Linked DNA regions of Homo sapiens: region 1 is linked to region 2. Evidence: chromatin loops called from intact Hi-C (ENCODE). Cell type or tissue: GM12878. All regions are shown on one strand. Links, peaks and the distances in the headings refer to the core of each region. The heading gives the core; the rest is flanking DNA.

What was found. Peaks named below come from ENCODE experiments on the same cell type or tissue, not always from the same donor. Only the 100,000 strongest peaks of a DNase experiment are listed, where the experiment ranks them.
Region 1: a loop joins it to region 2, with 4 times the contacts of the local background. A loop is called at or near these places in 26 of 110 quality-filtered maps.

The regions. Positions count from the first base shown.
Region 1 is chr2:46,449,122-46,460,431 of GRCh38, reverse strand. No RefSeq gene overlaps it. Among named protein-coding and RNA genes, the nearest start is that of TMEM247, 25 kb to the left of the region's middle. In GM12878, for the core only: no CTCF peak of the experiment used is centred there; no DNase peak of the experiment used is centred there; H3K27me3 peaks cover 156 bases.
Region 2 is chr2:45,630,516-45,641,825 of GRCh38, reverse strand. No RefSeq gene overlaps it. Among named protein-coding and RNA genes, the nearest start is that of PRKCE, 16 kb to the left of the region's middle. RefSeq lists a silencer at 1,254-1,430. In GM12878, for the core only: no CTCF peak of the experiment used is centred there; a DNase peak (open chromatin) is centred at 4,226.

The DNA.
Region 1 (11,310 bases), core at 2,287-10,286, 820 kb before region 2:
GGTCTTTGGACCGTGAGTGAGTGACGTCCTCAATGATGGCCTGTTGTTCCCTCCCCCTGCTGCTGCCACCTCCTCCTCTTCAGTGCCCTGGCTCTTCTGCCTCTGGCACTGCAGAGAGAATGAGAAATGACTGGGCTGGGCTGGACACCAGGGCGAGTTCTGCTGAAGCTACCCATTGCTGTGCCACCATGGGGAGACAGATCTTTCAGCTCCCGAGGCACGGTTTCTGCTTCTGTAAAACGGGGATAGTAACACATGCCCCGTCTAACTTACCAGTCATCTGGAGGCCATAATCATATATGTGGTGCAGATGACAAATGGGGTGTGCATTCAAGGTGGACAGGACTCTCTGTGGGCCTGGAAGGTGGAAGGAGGGGGAGGAGGGTGGAAAGGACAGGAGGGATTTAGACATGTCACATTATGGGGGAGACTGTGCCAGGTAAAGAAATGGTGGGAACAACAGCACAATGACAGGAATCCACAGAACATTTCTAAGGGACAGTGGGTACGTCATTCTGGCTTAATCAAAAGCTGTGAGTGTGTACACACATGCATAAGTGCACTCGTAATGGGGACATGAGCCTGGAAACTTGGTAAAAGATCCAATTATAGAGGGCCTTGAAGTCCCAGCTCATTGTTTTGTGGAACATTGCAAATTTATGAGAAAAGATCACATGCAAAGTCGTGTCAGGAAGATTACTGTGGCTTTTGCGTATGACAGGCTGGACAGGCCCGTTTAGGAAATGATTGTAAGTTCTGGGCCAGAGAGGAAGATGTGTGAGACTGAGAAGGTGCCCAGGGGACAGATGTAAAACCCTCCTGTAGAAGAATCAACAGGGCTTGCCTGAGTTCAGGCCTCAGAGGCTAGGGGAGTGGTGGTACCATGGAGAACCAGGGAAGACCACAGAAGAAAGCCAGGTCTGGGCAGAAAGTTTAGCTTCAAAAGTACTCTACGTGGGATGACTGTGTTCATTTGACCACACATAAGCAGTGACAGGTGGGAAGGACAGTGGGGCCCACAGTCAGGTAAGACTCCTCCGACAAATGCTCCTCACCATTCTGGTCTCCTTGTGCTCTCAGAAGGCGGTCTTCACCCTGAGCCTGCATCCCGACTCAGCCTCTAGCTATCAATCAGTTTCATAAATGGGCCAGCTGGCCTGGCTCTCTGCTGAGCTCTGACCCTGGCCTATGTAGAAAGATCCCTGGCCAGAATGTGCCGTGTCTTTGGCTGGATTTTGCTTCACTAGGGGCTGCTGTTCTTCTCCCTGCAAAGCCCAGACTCAGCTGTTTTGAGGGTAGGTCGAGAACTTAGCCCCATTTGGCAGGCTTCATTTGGGGAGTAGAGACCAGAAATTCTGCTCAAGAAGGAGGCGAGGGAGACAACAAAGATGGTAGGAAATTTTCTGGGAAGAACAAAAGGCAGCAAGAGGCGTTTCTTCCCTTCAGTTCGGGCCTTTCAGACAGCTGCTCCTATGATTGATGGAGATATTTATTTGCTGCAGTTTTCTTGGAATCACCAATCTCTTGTCAGTGCTCAGCACCCCTCAGGAGAACACTGCTGGCATTATAAGGTGTGCATTTTAATTCTAAGGGAGTTTTAGGTGCAGGCAAGATGTTGATTAAATATGGAACTGGCAAGAGAAGATAGGTATAAGAGCCTACAGAAGAGTTGGGGGTGGGGGAGAGGACCCAGCTCTGCTGCTGACTGAGTCCCCTCCTCCCTCCAGATTTCAGTTTTCTCACCTGTGAAATGAAAATACTGGGCTACAGGATCTCCAAGCTTCTTTTGTATCCTGGCATTCTGATTGGTTTTGTGCCATGGTCCCAGACTGGAGCTGGGTTTTGTGGGCAATGGTGGAGAAAAAAAGCACAGAATTTGCTGTCTGGACAAGGCAGCCATGGAACTGGCTATCTTGAACCACTCATAAGCTTTTAGATCAGTCTGGATCAGCTGAACAGAAGTCTGATCTTGTAGGCCAATGTAAAACCTCACACTGTTCTGTGGCTCCTACCAGGTTTCACACTGGCCTACCAGGCCGACCAGAGCAATAGTCTCCATATGCTGTCATGGGATCATAAATAAAAAAGAGAGATGGTCAAATAATTTTCAAATATTTTAAAAAGAAATGAAGCCCTTTTTTTAAAAGGAAAATTTCTGTGGACTTCAGATAAAACAGATACAGCTCTGGCTGTTTTGGTAGAAGGGGCCTAGAGGATGGCTCAGCATGCCCTTTTCTCACCTGCCCGACCCCCACGCTCCTTCATGGAACCCACAGACTCTAAGCAGTGCAGTTTTAACATGGCCAACCCATGAGTCAATCTAATGGCAGATATGGGGACAAGTGAGGTCCCTGATTCCAGGTCCATATTATGCTGTTGCCTTTTTAAAAGTCACTTTAAGAACCAGTATGTGAATTCTCCTTCTGTGTCTGCTATGAAAATTATGATGAAGATAAACAATGTGTGTTTTGTTGAGCATTGCACAATGTCCACTACGGAAGGTTCTCCGCACCTCCATAAGAAATTTGTTAGCAATTCATATTAGGAAAATCTTTATCTTTTCCCCAGGAACTGAAATGCCTCTCAGCTCTTTGTTCTAAAACAAACAACATGCAACACACAAAACTTTTGTCTTCCGCTAGGGGTATGTTGCCAAGGTAAGATGTATGTCACAGGGTATTTCCATCTTTGTGCTGCATGGGGCTGCTGTGGACCCACACTTGGCATCCATTCCAAGCTCTTGTGTCTTCTTGTACCTGGGAGGCTAGAAAATTGAAAATGGTATTTCCTAGATTCCCTTGCTCCTAGTATTCTGGATTTAAAAGTTACCACCATCAGATGCACCAATGAGATCTCTAGGAGGAGGACGTGGAGCAGAGGCCATCTTCATGCTGTGCTGGCTCTTGCTGGTGGCAAGCAGGGCTCTGAGGTATGAACATTGCTGCAGTGGTGACTCCATGTCCAGCTGTTAGCTTCATAGGTGTCATGGCACATCAGCAGGGGTGTAATGCCTCCCTGACCCTGCGATTGGAAATTTGGCAGTGTGTTCTTGATTTCAATAATTCTGTGTGCTAAGCTTTGATTCTCTGCCTTCTCGATTATAATAATAATAATCATTATAATTGTTTCTTTGTATGTCTCCCTATTGGTTCTTGCTTCCCTCAGTGACAAACGTCTATTTGGGGTTTTACAGCTTATGGAGCCCTTTTCCTTATTATAATTGACCACCACAGCCAACATGGGAAGCCAATAGGGAAGGTTTATTAAAATTAGAAGACCACATGGTCGTTGCCATGGTGGAGGTATGTACAAAATGTGGTGGGCGCCTAGGTGGGATGCTTCGGGTGACTTGAAAAAGTTGGACGAGGCTTTAGAGGTCGTGGCATCTGAGCTTCGAAGGGTGAGATATGTAGAGACAGATGGGCACTGAAGGAACTTGACCATCAGAGGGAGAAGCACCCACAAGGGTATGGAGGCACCCTCAGGAGAGAGGGCATGTGGTCCAGGACTCTTGGAGGAGGAAGGGCAGTGGCTGGAGATGACGCTGACCTAGAAGGCCTGTGGGGAGGGCCTGGCATGCCTGCCCAAGGGGAGTTTAGATTTTCCCTGTAGATGACTGAGAGGCAAGGCAGTTGAAACACTGTAGGATGGCCTTCAGGGGTGAGATCAGAAGCAGAGAGACTGGAGGAGGCTGTGATGGCAGTTGAGATAAGAGGTGATCAGGAGGTGGCAGTGATCAGGGGATTGGTGATCAATCAGATGTGGAGGGTCAGAGAGAGGAAATGGCCAAGGACCACTCCTGGGTTTCTGGCTTGGCCAACTGGATGAACGGTGCTCACTGAAAAAGCAAGCTCTGGATGAGGAGCTGGCTTGGCTATGTTAAATTTTCAACTCTCTGGTTATCAGCTGGTTAGCTAGGTCTAACACTTGAGAGAGGTCTGTGTGGAGGCATCTATTTTAGAGTTGTTCAGTGTTCAGGTGGCAATGTGATACCTTGGGTATGGGTGATTTTTTTTTTTTTTTTTTTTTTAAGAATGTGAAGAACAAGGGAGGATTTAAGATAAAGCTGATGGTACTCAATACTTAAAGAGACCTACAAAAGAGACAAGGGAAGAGTGGCCTGAGACAGAGAAAGAAAATTAAAGGAGGAGAGAGGTTCAAGGAAGATGCAGTGGTTAGCAGTGTCAGAATTGCAGGGATGTCCAGTAAGGTGAGGACTGAAAAGTTTCTTTTGGGTTCAGCAGGTCACTGGGGACCTTGGCAATTCGATTTATTTTCCATATATATATATATATATATATATATAGAGAGAGAGAGAGAGAGAGAGAGAGAGAGAGAGAATGTATATATGAGTGCCTACTTTATATATAGAGTGCCTACTATACGTATATATAATATATATACTATATACATACTATATATATTTTAGATATACTATGCATAGTATGTACATATATGAGTGCCATATATATATATATCTATATCTACTATATGCCAGGCACAGTTCTTGGAGCTTAGGCTATCCAAGTGAATAATTCCATTCTAGAGGGGGAAGATAGCTAACAAAGAATGAATGCAACAAACAAGTACACTTATAACATGATAGATGCACATTTATACTATATCTATAGGTAAGAGCTATAGATTAAAAAATGTAGAACATACTCAAAGGAAATCCGGAATGTTGGGCAGGGGTTTTAATTTTAAATATGGTGGTCATGAAGTTACATTTGAGCAAATACTTGAAAGTGGTGAGGGGTTGACCATGTAAACATCTGGAAAAAGCATTTTAGAGAAACAGCATAGCCATTAAAAAGGCCTTAAGGTAAGCTACACCTGGCATGTTCTAAAAACTCTACCGAGGAAGCCAGCTAGGGTGGAGTGAGTGAGGGAGAGTAGCAGGAGATCAACTCAGGGAAGTAAGGGCAAAGTAGAGGCAAATCTCCCAAGGCCTAGTAGGCTATGGAAGGAATTTGGCTTTTGGGGGCCTATGGAGAGTTTTGAGTCAAGGAATGACATGGTCTAAATTATGCTGTGGCTACTGTGTTGATAATAGGCTGTAGGGAGGGTGGGGTCACACAGGGAGACCTGCTGTTGTAGGAATCCAGGCAGCTTGGGTCAAGGTGGTGGCAGGGAGGTGGCCAAATTTGATTTCAATAATTCTGTGTGCTGAGCATGTAGAAGTGGTCCAATTTTGGCTATACTTTGAAGGTAGAACCATAAGAATTCCTGACAGATTGGGATGTGGAGGGCAAAAAAAAAAAAAAAAAAAAAAAGAAGAAAAATATTACTTTGTATTTCCTAGCATGAGCAACTAGAAGGATGGCTTTGCCCTCAACGGAAGTGGTGAAGACTATGGGTGAAAAAGGTTTGGGTTCAAAGATCAGAAGTTTAGATTTGGCCATGTTGAGTTTGAGCCATCCATTAGACATCTAAATGTAGATGTGGACTAGGCACTTTTGGTAGCTGAGAGGGGTGGAAGCTGCATTGGTGGTGCTCACCTTGGGAAGAAAATGTAGGTGAGAAAGTGGAGGCTGAAACTGTAGACCACATGTCCCATGAGCTTGGCTGTGAAAGAAAGGTGTGCTCTATGGTGACAGCGCGAAAAGAGGGACGGGTTGAAGGAGACTTTTTTTTTTTTTTTTTTTTTAGGCAGGGTCTCATTCTGTTACCCAGGCTGGAGTGTAGTGTTACATTTAATAGGTCACTGCAGCCTTAACCTCCTGGGCTCAGGCGATCCTCCCACCTCAGCCTCCTGAGTAGCTGGGACTACAGGCATGCACCACCACACCTGGCTAATATTTGCATTTTTTTGTAGAGATGAGGTTTCATCATGTTGCTCAGGCTGGTCTCAAAATCCTGGGCTCAAGTGATCCTCCCATCTTGGCCTCCCAAAGTGCTGGCATTACAGACGTTGGGCTACTGTGCCTGACCAGAATTTTTAAAGAAAGAAGAGCCATGAGCTTGTTTACAGGAAGAAGTGAAGAATCCAGTGGGAATCCAGAGGTTGACAGTCATTGAAGAGAACTTGTTCCTGAGGGAGCCAGGTCCCTGAGGAGTCAGTGACAACAGATACATCTGAACATCCAGATGTCCTTTCCTCTGAGGAGGGGTACGGTGAAGGACATACAGAGTTAAGATTTCTAGGGGGTGGTGACGGAGGGGCAGGGAGTTGGGAGATTTTTATTTACGTTTCTGTAAAGTAAGAATTAGGGACAACTAAGAGAGAAAAGGGAAATTGGGTTGGGAACTTGAGGAAAAACATACATGTTTAGGAGAGTCCTTGAGGAGACCATTGAGGAGCAGCCAGGAATGTTGATGGTACAGCTGATGCCATAAATTTTGTGGGACATCATTCTTCCCCGTGGTGAGATTTTCTCCAGCAGCTCAAAAAGTAGCCCTTGTCTAGAGGGAGGATATTTAGATCATTCCAGGATTCGGAGTTTACTGGGGGTAGATGTGATAGAAAGACAAGAAGATGACTGTGCCGAGGTGGTTGACAATAGAGCAATTGAAGTGGAACCTGGTAGGGTCTTGGCTGGATGCGGAAGTGAAGTCAGGAGGTGCAGGTAGATATGGAGAGCCAGGTAGAGTCAGGAGCTCAGAGGTCAAGTTGTGTGAGGGCAGAGAGTAATTGTAGTGGGAGGATCTGAGTGAGAGCTGGAGGGATGAGAGGTTCTGATCTGGTGTGCAATTGAGATGAAGACTTGAATGATGAGGTAGTTCTTGTTGGTGTTGAGATAGAAGGTATGACCAGGAGGATGGGCAGCCCAGTATAGAAAGAGGGGAGTCACTGGAGTTGAGAATGTTAAGAACCTGAAGACTAGGATGTTCAGTATCATTTACATGGTAAACAATTCTCCCAAGATGGTGCCAGGAATTAGGGTGAAAAGGAAGTCAGTTGGTCTGGATAATAAACCCCTCAATCTAAGTGTGGAAAGTCTAGGCAGTCCCTAAAGAAAAGTAACAATGAGGAGTTGTGGACAATGTGATGCTTGGCTTTGCCACCAAGGAAAGAGGGGTTTTGTCCAAAAGCTGAAGAGAAATGGCCTGGTAAGTTTGTTTCTCTTTCTGAAGTCCCTCTGTGTATTTTTTTGCATCTCTGACAGCCTGTATTCTATTTGAACTCCTACTACTACTGACTTTTTTTTTTACAAGTTTCTTTCTTGCATAATACCGTTAGGTCCTTCAGGACAGGTACACTATGCTCTCACGCTGTAAATACTTATAAACATTGGTTTACAAATGGAGGGTGGGCCAGATTGTGATTTACTTTGGGTACATTGCCTGAAACCAAATGGGCAAGAGCTTTATTTTTTCTCTATCAATTTGCATCTTCAACAGAAGCATCCCATTCCCAATGCTCAAGGTCTGAGGATTTCTGGCCTCACATGGAAAACAAGAGAGATCTAAGAGTCCCTTCTTTGTCACCTCCTGAGACCTTGATCTAGAAGTTTTCACAAAACCTGAGTTTGCTCAGGCTTCTGGTGACCTGACAACTGATGGGGAAACACAAGAAACTGGAGAAGATGCCAAGCCCAGAAATGGCCGCTGGAAACCAAAGATTCTAACAGAAGATTACTTGTACAATGAACAGCAAACCAAATGCAAAGGCAAATATTTAATTTTAGGTGGAGCTTTATTTTCCTTATATCAGAATAACAGAGACCTTGGATCAAAGCCTCTGGGACTAATGACAAAAAAATTAAATTAAGTGTAATTATATGCCACTCAAAGACTCCTGGGAAGCCATTCAAATATGCAAGGGTCCTTTGTGAGAGGTAGAGTTAGTTCTCCCTGATTGAGAAAGGCAAACTGAGGAGGAGGTGGGCTGAGTGGAGGTAATTGTATTTGATAAACTCAATTACTACTTCTCAGCAACTGGGATGTGTCCTGCTAATACAATGGAAAAAATGATTATGTGTTCTATCCCTTTGATGATCCAAGTGAACAAAAGTAGAAATAACAAAGTTTCTAGAACCTGGCAACTTCAAGGCAAGACCAGATCCTAAATTATGGAAGATATTTCAGAACTCATTAGTACAGATTGGACTGACCTACTTAGCCTGTTTGTGGATGGCAGATACCTGAATGCCAGGAAAAAAGGGATGTTGGTAGCCCCTTGAAGGCAGGTACTAGGTCTCTCTTCAGTCTCCTCTTGCACATAGCATAGGCATTGCCCACAGTTGGTCTGGGGAATGCTCTGTTTCTGTCCCCTGAGTAATGAGGCCTTGCTGCTTTTTGGATATAGTTGTATACACAGTAGTTGCTTCTGGTGTTTTCTCTTTGGAGTGGTTGTAAAAGGCAGCTTTAGTTCACACATTGATTCCATGTTAGCCCTTAGAGACTTAGATATGTAAAAATTAACAAACAAATCCAAAACCAAATCTTACCTTTAGCCAAAAACTAGTTATGGCTTGAATTGGATTAACAGCATTCTTTTCATAGTGCTATGAGTGCCAATACATATTTTGCCTCTCCAGTTTTTGAAAACCTATCTTTGTCCTAACCTTCAGACTCCCATGTCTAGCTGCTCCCTGACTGCTCCTGCAGGCACTCAGATTCAACCCCCACCGCCCTCCTAAACTTTCCCCTTCTCTCCACCTAAGCCCCCACTGTCCTCTGCTGGGCCCCCACCCAACTCCCTGGAGTAACCTAGAGTCACCGTTCTGTCTCAGCTAGTCTAATGGCCACCTCCCAAATAGCCCTCTCCCAACTTTCTTCTCAGGCCTGTCCTCTTTCTCCAACTCCAGCAATAGTCATAGGCCATGCCCTTCTTACATCACATGGACAGGGCCGCCGTTCCCACCTGGCCTCCTGGCTCTATCTTCTCATCAATCCATCCTCTACGTTGTTGCTGTAATACTCTTTGAAAACAAAGTGAAAAAAACGAAATGCAGAGGGATTACACTGCACGTGTCATAGTGACTAAGAGCATGGACTTCGTAAACTCCAGCTCTGCCATGTCCTGGCTGGGAGCCTTAGTTGCTTCACTGGTAAAACTAGGACTAAAAATAATCCCTGCAGCAGATAGCTATTGTGACAATTCAGTCAGCAAATCTGTAAACGACAGTGCCTGGTTCAGAGTTACCTTTCGGTGACTGACCACAGCTTAGAGCAATCGTTTCCACATTGTGCTTAGAGGCCTGGGACTCTTTCTGTCAATAAGCAGTTTTTGGTATTCTGAGGAAAGCAGGGGAGCACTGACATATAAAAGACTATTCAGGTTCTACTTTTATTTTAAATTTTATGTGAATGTTTTAAATTGAAAACTGATTTTCCCTTAAGCTTTTCAAAAATTACACATCCTTTAAAAATTATTTATTAATATATATTTTTAGAGATGGGGGTTTCACTATGTTGCCCATGCTGGCCTCCAACTCCTGTGCTCAGGCAATCCTCCCACCTCAGCCTCCCAAGTAGCTAGAGGGGCAGGGAGCTGGACTACAGGTGCACACCACTGCATCTGGCTTAAGCTTTTAAGTTTAACCTGCAGATTTCACTCTATTTTTTGATCTAGCAAATATTTAGAATCGTGTTAAAGGGGCCCCTAAAATGTCCAAACTGCCTTTGAAATTCCATGTATTCTGTTTTTATTTTTTTAAAGGGTTCCAACTATGTAATTAATCAACATTATCTTCTAAACTACTTCATAATTTTCAAAAATATATGAAACATATTTGTGTATATATGTATGTGTGTATATATATGTGTGTGTATATGTGTGTGTGTGTGTGTGTATATATATATATATATACACATATACATATATAGTAACTTTCAGTATTCTTTTGTTGTTCTTCTTCTTTCGTTTTGAAAAAGGGTCTTGCCCTGCCACCCAGGCTGGAGTATAGTGGTGCGATCACAGTTCATTGTAGCTTCAACCTCCTGGGCTCAAGTGGTCTTCCCACCTCAGCCTCCTGAGTAGCCGGGACCATGCTCAGCTAATTTTTTTAAAAAATGTTTTTTTAGAGACGTGGTTTTGTGATGTTGCCAAGCTGGTCTTGAACTGCTGGGCTCAAGCAATCCTCTTGCCTCGGACTCCCAAAGTGCTGGGATTAAAGGTTTGAGACACTGCACTTGGCCAACTTTCAGTATTCTTTGTAAACTTAAAGCCTATTGTAATTTTTAATTTAAAATTATAAGACTAAAAGTAATAGGAATCCTAGATTAGAATCATAAGTCTAATTTGTTTGATACTGTAATTTGAAAATTCTCTTAAACATGATATGGGTTCAAATATTAAATTTATATGTATTCTTAAAATTTAACATGTTACTTTTAGATAGATTTATTTAATCATTCCTATACTTAAATGTAAATCTCTTAGGATTAGAAAGGGACTTATTCAATAAGAAAACAACTGTTTCAACTCAACTTGAGTGACTTGGGGCTTTTGACAAATATGTTCTGAATTTATTAACCAGAGAAGATCCTGGCCAGGGCACAAAGCTTGAGTCTTGCCCATGACACTGCAGCAGGCTCAGGTCTCTGACCTCCAAATGGGCACTGTAAGCCCATTCTTCTATATTCAGTATCAGGTTACACATTGCCTAATTTTTGATAACTGTCTATTACCTCACCAATATTACAACAAACTCTGCTACTCTTTCAGTTAAAATTTCTATTTCTTTGACTTTTTAAGGTATTAATATTTACATGTATTTTGCTCCTGGCTCTTTATACCCTTACAAATCAATTTTATCATCTGATTAAGGAGCAAATAAAATCTTGTTTTATTTCTCCTCTATATTTTTCACTCTGGTATGGCTACCATTGTCACAGATGTTAAAATGACATCAACAGTCCTGACTTCCACTTCTGCTCAATATGAAATAACAGGGACTGAATTGATTGATCCTCTTACCTGAAACAACAACAACAACAACACACACACAAAAAACCAGACAAAGTGTATGAAACAATGGCTCTCAAGACTTTGGGTATGAGGCAACAAAGGACAGTAATCCCTAAAAGACAAAAAAAGCAAGATGAGTCCTACAGTTTCCATACTTTACTGTCTGGAGAGAAATTTCAGGCTGTGGATTAGGAAGGGGGAACTCAGGAACTGCCCAAAAGTCTGCCTGAGTGAAGCAGGTGGAGCTAGGAATCTGGGGAAGCTAAGATGGCTAGTCTTTGCAGAATGGAGAAAGGAAAAGGAGACAGCTATACAGAAAGAACTCTAAATATTAACAGAGGGTCATCCTCAAGTGTTCTGTTGAGTACTGCTCAGTGCATGCACGTGAGAAACTACTACCTGGGGCACCTGAAAGGACAAGAGGGAACCATGGCCCAAGATCACACAGAGGT
Region 2 (11,310 bases), core at 1,218-9,217:
ACCTCATGATCCGCCCACCTCGGCCTCCCAAAGTTCTGGGATTACAAGCGTGAGTCACCTGCCCAGCCCTTCTCCTAGTTTCAAGGACATCTGAACTCTCCAAGTTTTCTTCCTACTTGCTTGACGTCTCCTTGTCAGTTTCTTTTCTCCTCTTCCTCTGCCCATCTTTTAAATGCATCATTATGTTATAGTTACACTGCAGAATTAGTTATGTTATATTTACATATAACACAGCTAGTGTTATGTAATATGTAAATTATATGTAAGTTATGTTATATTTACATATATGTTATATATGTTATGTTATAGTTACACTGTTAAGACAATAATGTAAAAGTTATCTTGATGAATCATCAGGTGAGTGACCACAAGGTGCTGTGACTTTGAGGGAAGGAAAGATAGATCACTGAGGCCTAAAGTGGTAAGGAAAGTCCCTGTGGAAGAAGAGAGGTGGACAATGGGCATAGACAAGATGCTAGAAGTTCAGAGGTAGAGAAAAAGAATGGACATTCCTGCTGGAGTAACTTCCTACTAAATACACAGAGGGGTGAACCTAAAGATTTAATCCAATGATTTTTAAACATCTCTTTGGGGACAGCACTTTGCTAGGCATGGCATAAAATTGAAAAGAAAGATGAGAGCCCCTTGTTTAAATTTTAGTTACTATTCCCATGAAATGATTAAATAGCACTATAAGGTAGCATTTGATCGAGATAAAGACGGTAGAAAGAAGGCAGAGGTCACATGGGCTTCCTGGAAGTGGCAAAACCCACGGGCTATCATGATCTGTATGAATTAGGGTAGGCTGACTGCTCTAACACGTAGATCCCCAAATGCATAAAAGCTCAAACACAGTAGTCATTTACTTCATGCTCATGTAGCAGTATTGGGTAGGTCAACAAATCAAAAGGGTGGCCCTGTCCTCAGGCTTCCACAGTCACCCTGAAGGTTGTCACCAGTGGAGCCATCCAGATAGAGAACAGATTACTGGGGAGCAAGTCTGGGAGGGTGTTATGGGCCAGGTCACTCGCATCCCATTGGCTAGGACTTAGTCACATGGTCACATATAATTGCCAGGGAGGCTGGGAAGCACAGCCCTGTAGTGTGCCCAGGAAGAAGAGGAGAGCCTGGCTTTTTGGTGAGCAGTGAGCAACGTCTCCCACTGGGTCCTTTCATCCTTTGCTGGAGATAAGGATGATCTGTTTGGGTTAACCCTCAGTGCAGAATTGAACCCCTCTCCATTTTCCTCTCCCTTTCCCCATCTTATTCCGTATAAAAAAGGCTATGAGGACTCTGTGGTGCAAGTGAAAGAGACACAGGTGCAGGTGTGGGCCAAGATAAGGACGATGAGGTGTGATGAAGAGGAGGCCATGCACTGGGCTAGGTGTGTCTAGAGAGGACATTCTCTTCCAGCTTCTCTCCTTCTGCCCATTAAAATGCCAAGTTGCCCTCATCTCTGGTGTGAGTTGTGGCATGGTGGGAGTCATCCCCGACTCTTTCCTGGGAGTGGGAGGAGGTCCATTCCCAACCCACAAATGAAACGTGGTCAGTGTCCTCCGTGCAGGTGACCTTAGAGTTGCTGCAATGCAGTGAAGGCTGATGAGCGAGTCACCTGGCACAGGCTTCAGATGTAATGATGGTCTGTACTTTGAACTTTTTAGGGAGCTTTTATATCCATCCCTCCTTTTTCCCCTCTTCTCAACCACAGTGCAGGGCAAGTATTATTCCCATTTTAAAGACGGGGCTACTAGAACTCAGAGAAAGTAAAGGACTCAAGTGCATCAGATCCAAGAGGAGAGCCTGGTTCTCCAGATCCCCAGACAAGGCTTCCCTCCTATGACCAACCTTGTCCACTTTATATGTGAAATGAGCTGGTGAGTATGTTTTATAATTCCCTGGAGTCTGAGTCTCCAAGGAAGCCCCCCCACCCCGCCAGGCAAAGGCCACTGCTCCAGCTGGTGCGCTGCACAGAGACCCAGGCTCAGACATCAGGACCTTCCATCCGCTCTTAGCTGCTGACCTGGCCTGGGGGCTGGGGAGGTGAAGAGGTGAGTGCATTGGCATCAGAATTCAACAGGCAAGGCACTGTTCTGCACACGGGGAAACAAAGCCCACACTGCCCCCTAAGGGGCCTTAACAGCCCCTTGGACACCTTGCTGAATGCTTTCAGAGGGGCACAAACTTTACCCCACCTTTGGGTTAGGGTAGATGTCGCTCAAGCTTTTGCCTCACTGAAGGATTTCCTATTGACGGTTAGTCTTTTCCCTATATCTCTCTCCCTCTGCCTCTCCCCTGTCTTCCCTTTCTCTGAGCCTGTTAGACCTCAGGGTTAACTTCTGACAAAGGAAGCTTTTCTGGCTCATTTTGTTCTTGCAAATGCAAATGTAAGCTAACCAGGAAAGAAGGCCAGGGACCTCAAAGCAGGTTGGTGTTCTTCCTGGAGCGTGAGAACCAAGTATGGAAGCCTTCTCCTAGGGCCTGAGATGTCTCAGGGAGCTTGGAGAAAAGATGACAGCCCTGCGGATGAAAGGGTCCTGTTAACCTCTAGGGTGTGGCAGCTCAAGGCTCTGCACTTTGGGACCATCCCAGGTGCTTCCTGATCTAGGAAAGGAAGGAGAAAACGATGCTGTCCTCACTCCCTGAAAACCATGCCAGCTCCTCTTCCTTGCCTGCATCCTGTCCCTATTATTCCCTCTCCCAGGACTCCCTGGCCCATTCTGTGGGCCTCACCTTAGAAGGCATTTCTTCTAAGTGACTCTCCTGATCTCTCATCAGCCCACACTACATTTTATTGTCATCACTGTTCTACTTGCTTGTTTCCCAAAAAGCAGAATTACAGTGGTGCTCATAAGGCTTAAGCTTTAGGGCCCTTCATTTGCTGTGCTCCCTCCAAGCCCCACTTTCTAATTTGGTGTTCTTTTTCCAAAAGAGGGCTCTCCAAATTGCTTAAGCTTCAGGTCCCATGAAACCCAGGTTCACTCATGGCCTTTCCCACTACTGTGCAAACTTCCTGAATCAGGGACTGTGCTTCAGATTCCATGGAGTATTTTTAGGGAGTGGAGGTCTTCCTAGGCTCCAATAAACATTTGTTAAATAAAAGAGAAAGGAAGAAAGAATTCTTAGCTAGTGCTTAGCTGCCCAGTGGTTCTCATGAAGACTCCCCAGCACTGTCACCTGTGCAATCCGGATGGCTCTTATGGGGTGCCCGTCCCTACAGCACAGTGTAGTGTGCAGGAGGAATCCATCTGGGAAGCTCTAGGATCTTAGGAAAATCACCTGCCTCTCGATGAGCCTGCATTTATTCAAATGCAATAGGGGGTTGTAACCACTAATTACCAGTAAGTACAGTAGCTGGCACAACTGCATCTCAGAAAATAATAGTTTCTGTTATATACACCGTCCCTATGGAACATTTCATTCTTAATTCTTTTAGCTCTAGGACCTACAGCTTCCCCTTTCCCCCACGGTGGTTCCTGGATAATGGGGTTTTGGTGTGAAGAGTCAGGGCACACAAAGGGATTTGCCCTGCACCCAGCGTCCCACTAAGTTTGGCTCCAGGACCAGATCTGGGTATCCCCCTATACACTGTTCCTTCTGACAGCGAGATGTAGAACTGCATGGAAAGAGTCAAAGAACTTGAATGATGATATAAATGAAATATAGGGAAACAATGTGGTTAAGTGCCTTTCCCTTTGCAGCCATGGTTTTCCAGCCATTTGACCCACTGGAACCCTAAGGTATGTATCTCTCAGTGCGGTAAAGGAGTAGTTATTTTTCTCTGTTTCCACAGAGAAGAAAGTGAGACTGAAATGACCTTGAGCCACATGCCTGAAGTGCCAGGGCTGGCAAGTGGCAGACCCAGAGCCGCAGCGTAGGTCCATGTTCTTATCACCCTGGACATGGCCCTCATCCCCTGTCCTTCAGTGAAGGATTGATCCAGATCCCCAGACAAGGCTTCCCTCCTATGACCAACCTTGTCCACTTTATGTGTGAAATGAGCCGGTGAGTGTGTTTTATAATTCCCTGGAATCTGAGTCTCCAAGGAAGCCCCCACACCCCGCCAGGCAAAGGCTGCTGCTCCAGCTGGTGCGCTGCACAGCGACCCAGGTAAACATCGCTCAGTTCCTGCCCCAATTCAGTCATCCTGTGAGAACCATCATGTGCATGCCAGAACTGACCCTGCTGCCACAACATTTAATGTGTCATTGTGGTTTTCCTCTAACAAGAACTGAGAAGTGGTCAATGTTTCTCTTGTTTTTTTTCTGGTGACATCCATACATTCATGTTTGCAGGAACCAGGGCTTGAAAATTCAACAGCAAAGTGGGTAAGATATGCAGTAGGAGGGCAGAGTGTGAGGAGCATTTTACAACTTATTACAAGTTTTGTTATTCATTTCTTAAAATGGTAGTAGTAGTAACAACGGTGATAAAAGCTAACAACTATTGGTTGAGAACTATGTGCCAGAAATCAATATTTAACTTTTTTTTTGAGACAAAGTTTCCCTCTTTTTGCCCAGGCTGGAGTGCAGTGGTGAGGTCTCAGCTCACTGAAACCTCCTCCTCCCAGGTTCAAGTGATTCTCCTGTCTTAGCCTGCCAAGTAGCTGGGATTACAGGTGTATGCCACTACACCCAGCAAATTTTTGTATTTTTAGTAGAGATGGGGTTTCACCATGTTGGCCAGGCTAGTCTCAAACTCCTGACCTCAGGTGATCCACCCGCCTCGGCCTCCCAAAGTGCTGGGATTACAGGTGTGAGCCGCCACGCCCAGCTAATTTTTGTTTTTTTTAGTAGAGACGGGGTTTTGCCATGTTGGCCAGGCTGGTCTCAAACTCCTGACCTCAGGTGATCCACCTGCCTTGGTCTCCCAGAGTGCTGGGATTACAGGCATGAGTCACCACACCCGGCCTTAACAATTTTTTTTTTTTGAAACAGAATCTCATTCTGTCACCCAGACTGGAGGGCAGTGGTGCAATCACAGCTCACTGTAGCCTCGACCTCCCATGTTTAAGTGATCCTCCCACTTCAGCCTCCTGAGTACGTGGAACCAACACCACCATGCCTGGTTAATTAAAAAATAATAATATATATATATTTTTGATAGAGACAGGCTTTCATTATGTTTCCCAGGCTGGTCTTGAACTCCTAGGCTCAAGCTATCTTCCCACCTCGGCCTCCTGAGGTGCCAGGATCACAGATGCAAGCCACTGCACCTGGCCTTAACAACTCTTTAATCATCAGAAAAGCCAAACGAAATATATATTACCATATTTCTCCAATTCTAAGATGCACATTTTTGTCACATACTATCATCTTATGTAATCCATGATGAGAAAGTACTGGCATACTACTATAGTTGCTGGTGAGTTTTTTGTTTTAATCTCCTGTAGTACTTTACATTAGGATACCTTTTATAAATGAACCCAGTAAGGTGGTAAAAAACTAAGCAATGTCCACAGGATCATCCCACATCGAGTAGGTAGCAGAGCCTGGATTTATAGACAGGCGGTCCAACTCCAGGGCTCCCCCATTTGTTTGCTTACTGGCTTATTTGTTTTGCTATCTGGGCCATCCTTCAGACACCTTTTCTCATAGTCAGCCATAGGTCTATCCATTATGAGCTGGGCTCGTGCCAACTTCACAATCTGCAAAACAGGAGATACACATGTATCTTTTTGTATTAGTCCGTTTTCACACTGCTGATAAAGACATACCCGGGACTGGGAAATTTACAAAAGAAAGAGGTTTAATTGGACTTACAGTTTCATGTGGCTGGGGAAGCCCTACCATCATGGCAAAGGCAAGGAGGAGCAAGTTGTATCTTACATGGATGGGCGGCAGGCAAAGAGAGGAGCATTTGTGCAATGAAACTGCCCCCACCCTTCTTCTTCTTCTTTTTTTTTTTTTTTGAGACAGAGTTTTGCTCTTATTGCCCAGGCTAGAGTGCAATGGCACAATCTCGGCTCACCGCAACCTCTGCCTCCTGGGTTCAAGCGATTCTCCTGCCCCAGCCTCCCAACTAGCTGGGATTACAGGCATGCGCCACCATGCCTGGCTAATTTTGTATTTTTTAGTAGAAACAGGGTTTCTCTATGTTGATCAGCCTGGTCCCAAACTCCTGACCTCAAGTGATCCACCCGCTTTGGCCTCCCAAAGTGCTGGGATTACAGGCATGAGCCACCGCGCCTGACTGAAACTCCCCTTTTTATAACCATCATATCTTGTGAGACTTATTCACTATCATGAGAACAGCATGGGAAAGACCTGCCCCCATGATTCAATTACCTCCCACTGGGTCCCTCCTACAACACATGGGAATCTAAAATGAGATTCGGTGGGGACACAGCCAAACCATATCGCTTTTATATGCATGTGAGCATATTTATATATATAGCATTTATATTTCTTTTGTTTTAATTTGCACATGATTCTGTTCTGTCTTCCACAGAAACTCTGAACTTAGAATATTCCCTAAAGAAAAATAGACGCTAAGTTAAACTTGCCAGAATGGGCCTGGGTCAGGGACAGGGATGAGAAATATTTCCAGAAAGAAAATCTACTCCTGTATTTGCTTGTTAATTCTTTTGACCTTGATTAAGTTACTTTCATTCTTTGGCTGAAGTTTCTCCAATTGTAAAATAAGGAGCCTGTCCCAGTTCCAAACTTTGTTTTTCTCTTTTTGTTACCAAAGGCATCCAAAGACCAAACATCTTTTGCATCATCTTTTTCTTTTATTTACAAAGAGTAAAATTAATTTTTGTGTGTGTACAGTTCTCTGAGCTTTAATATATATAGATCTGTGCAAGCACCAATCAATACAGAACAGTTCCATTACCTCCTCCCCAAATTCTCTCATGTTACCAGTTTGTAGTGAAACTCTGTCTCCAGCACCTAACCTCTGGCAACCACTGATTAGTTCATCATCTCTGTAGTATTACCTTTTCCAGAATATCTTATAAATGGAATTGTACCATAGGTAACCTTTGAGACTTGTTTCTTTCAGAAACCTTTGAGACTAAACTTAGCAAAATGTCTTTGAGCTTCATCCATGTCATTGATCATATCAATACTTTGTTCCTTTTTGTTGCTGAGTATGATTCATTGAATGAATGCATTACAATTTACTTCGCCATTCAGTCATTGAGGGGCATTTAATGCATTTCCAGTTTTGGTTGATTATGAATAAAGCTGCTATAGACATTCATGTACAAGTTTTTCTGTAAGCATCAAGTTTTCATTTCTCTAGGGCAAACATCTAGGAGTGGGATGGCAGGGTTATATTGTAAGTACATGTTAAACTTTATAAGAATCTGCCACACAGATTTCAGAGTGTCTGCATTTTGCATTTCCACCAGCAATGTGGGAGAATTTCTTGCAGCTGCTCTGCTTCCTCACTAGTACTTGGTGTTCTCGTTTGGTGTTGGTGGTGAGGGCGGTGTTTGAATTATAGTCATTCGAATAGGTGTGGAGTAGTACCTTATTGTGGTCTGAATTTTCATTTCCCTAATGGCTAATGATTTTGAGCAACTTTTCATATCTTTATCTGCCATCTGCGTAACTTCTTTGTTGAAATGTTCATTCGCATATTTTGCCTATTTTTAAAATTGTATTGTTGTTTTCTTATTATTGTTTTGAAAGTTATTTACATATTCTGGATACAAATCCTGTGTTGGATATACAATTTGCTAATATTTGATCCCAGTTTACAGCTTGTTCTTTTAATTCTTAAATACTTAACAATGTTTTTAGCCAAAAAAAAATTAATTTTGATTAAGTCTAATTTATCTTTTTTTGCTTTTATGAATTGGATTTTGATGTCATAGCTAAACATTATCAAAAACATATGTTTTAAAATAAACATGTTAGTTTCTAGTTTTGCATTTAGATCTATGATCCATTTGAGGTTAATTTTTCTATAGATTATACTCTGATATATAGCTTAAGGTTCATTTTTTTGCATATGGATGTTCAGTTGTTCCATTTGTTGAAAAGATTATCCTTTATCCATTGAATTGCCTTAATACCTTTTTCAAAAATTGTCAATTTTGTACTTTAAAATGGTTAAAATGATGTATTTTATGTCAATTTTATCTCAATAAAAAAATCTATCTTCAAAAATCAATTGATCATATTTTTGTGGATCTATTCCTGGATTGCCTATTTTGTTCCATTGATCATTGTGTGTATAGTTTCATCAATACCACAGGGTCTTAAAATTATTATACTTCGCTTTAGACTAAGTTTTAAAATGGTTAGGGTGAGCTAACTCTATTCTTCTTTTTCAAATTGTTTTGTTTATTCTATGTCCTTTGCCTTTTCATATACATTTTAGAATCAGCTTGCTTATGTTTTAAAAAATCCTGCTAATATTTTGATTCTTATTCATCAAGTCTATAAAATCATTTTGGATCTTATATGGTTCCCAGACAATATACATGCTATCCAGCTAAATTTGAATTTCAGATAAACAAGGAATAATTTTTAGCATAATTATGTCCAAAACATTCCATGAGACATAATTATACCAAAAAAACTATTGTCATGAATGTATGTTGAAATTTGTCAAATGCTTTTTCTGTACCTTTTTGTACAAACATTTTTTTCTTCAGACATTAATATGGTGGATTACAGTGACTGATTTTAAAATGTTGAACCAGCCTTGTCTTCCAAAAATTAATTCCACTTGGTTTTTATTATTGTTTTTATATATTGCTGTATTTGACTTGCTAATTTTTCTTTCTTTCTTTTTCTTTTTTTTTTTTCAGTGTCTTACTCTATTCATCTAGGCTAGAGTGCAGTGGCGTGATCATGGCTCATTGCAGCCTTGAACTTCCGGGCTTAGGTGATCCTCCCACCTCAGCCTTCTGGGTAGCTAGGACTACAGGTGTGCACCACCAGGCCCGGATAATTTTTTGTACAGACGGTGTTTCACCGTGTTCCCCAGGCTGCTCTTGAACTCCTGAGCTCAAGTGATCCACCCACCTTGGCCTCCCAAAGTGCTAGGATTACAGGTATGAGCCACTGTGTCTGGCCAGATTTGCTACATTTTTAAAAGAATTTTTGCATCTATACCATGACAGATTATCAGTCTATAGTTTTCTTTCTATTCTTATTTTCTCATTTAAGCATTTAGTGCTAAAACTTTCCCTCTAAGCATTGCTTTAGTTACATCATTTTCATTTAGTTCAAAATACTTTATAATTTCCCTTGATATTTCCTCTTTGATCTATAGGTTATTTATAAGCATTATTTAGATGTCTAAGTTTTGGGGGATTTTTCAGATGTCTTTCTGTTGTTGAGCGCTACTTTAATTCCATTTGGTATTATTCGGTAAACCTGGTATTATTTCAGTTATCTTAAATATATATTAAACACATCTCCCTTCCTGGTCTTCTGATGGAAATCTAGGGCTTTAGTCTCTTTGCTCTCCAATTTGTTTCCTACAACTAAGTCTACCTCCGGGGAAAAGCAGCAGGAGGATAAATAGAGAAAAAAGCACCTGGGATTTGCTCTACATTTTTAGGATCACAGTTCCAATGATTAGAGAGAAGCATTCCTCTCTCTCTGGGTTTTATGTGTCTGTTGGCAGCCACTGCCATCACACGATTGTGATTTTGTATCTGGGGCTCACCTGGGGCTGAGATGGGAGAGAAAGTTAAAATGAGGGAGGAGATTCCCTCCAAATCTCTGTATCCCGCAGGGGCCCTCTTCCTGCTCTTCAGACCAGAAAGAAAAGCTTTTCTCAGGGCCCACAGTTCTTGGTCTTTGTTTGAGTCCAGGCTGGGAGACATGGAAGAGAAAAAAATAAAAATCGCCACCAACTCATTAGTACTTCAAATTTTGGTTTCTTTCCCTTGTATGTCTGTTATCATTTACTTTTCAGAGCCTTTGGATGGCTTCTCTAAGCATTCTGTTTAGGTTCCTAGCTGCTTACTCCATCTTCCAGAACTGGATGCCCCCAGCCTATGTAGATTTAATTCTTAATAACTTTTTTTACAGGTACTACCATACATGTACTATTTATTTTACATGCAAAATAAAAATTAAAATGAAATTTTAAAAGAATGAGAAAAACTTTCACTTCTAAATAAGATAGACTAACAGAGATAGGGTTTACTCTCTGAAACAAACATAAAAAAGGCAAAATATGTGAAACAATGATTTTTCTAGATGCTAATGTCAGGCAACAGTGAAGAGATAGAAAACAAGGTGAGTCCTGTGACTCAGCTTAATGCATTGAGAGGGTTTCTAGGCTATGATGCAGTGAGGGGGACTCCAGGCAGAGCCTGGGAGATTGCTGAGTTGAGGAGACGGAGCTGACAGTCTGGGGAGACCACAATGCTAGAGCCTCATGACACAGCGCTAGAGAGGTGAGAAGCACATAGAGGGGCTCCTCTGTATAAGTGAAGAGGGTTCCCTCAAGTATTCATCTGTGTACTGATGAGTGCATGGGATGGGGGGTTGGAGTTGGGGGGACTACCTGAAGCCTGGGAAAGAACTACGGGACAGGATTAGAGAGAATAGTGTATGCTGCTCCCACAGGGCCAAGAATAGTATCTCTTTCCACCAGCCAGAATAGGAAACTTCAGGATTCACAGGCATTGATTAGAAGATTTAGAAAGGTCTTGCATTCGTGGTGGGGAATAATCAGCTCTAGACTGAGCACTGATCTAGCTGTACCTAACAATTTAAAAAACTAGACCTAAAAGGACCAAACTATTTCCAAGTAATTTAACCATGCCCCAGAATAAGGCTCATGAATATTCAAGGGAATACAAAAATGTCCATTGTGTTGCAAGTTAAAATTCACAATGTCAGCATCCAACCAAAAATTAACATTATGCAAAGAAGCAAGAAAATATGTCCCATAATAAGGAGAAAGATCAATCTATTGAAACTGACCTAGAACTGGCACAGATGTTAGAATTAGCAGACAAGGGCATTAAAAGTTATTATAACTGAATTACAAATGTTCAAAAGGCTAAATAGAGACAAAATATATTTAAAAGACCTAAGTAAAAAATCTAGAGATATTCACTACAATATCTGGGAAGAAAAACACATTGGATGAGATTAATGGCATAGACATTACAGAAGAAAAGATTCAGTGAATTTGAATACAGCAATAGAAATGATCCAAAATGAAACACAGAGAGAAAAAAAGATTTCAATAAAAAGGTCATCAATGAGCTGTGGAACAACTTAAGCATCCTAATATACAAGTAACTGGAGTCCTGGAAGGAGAGGAGAGAGTGGGAAGGATTGGACAAATATTCAAATCCAAACCTTCCTCTTTTTGTTTTAAAATTTT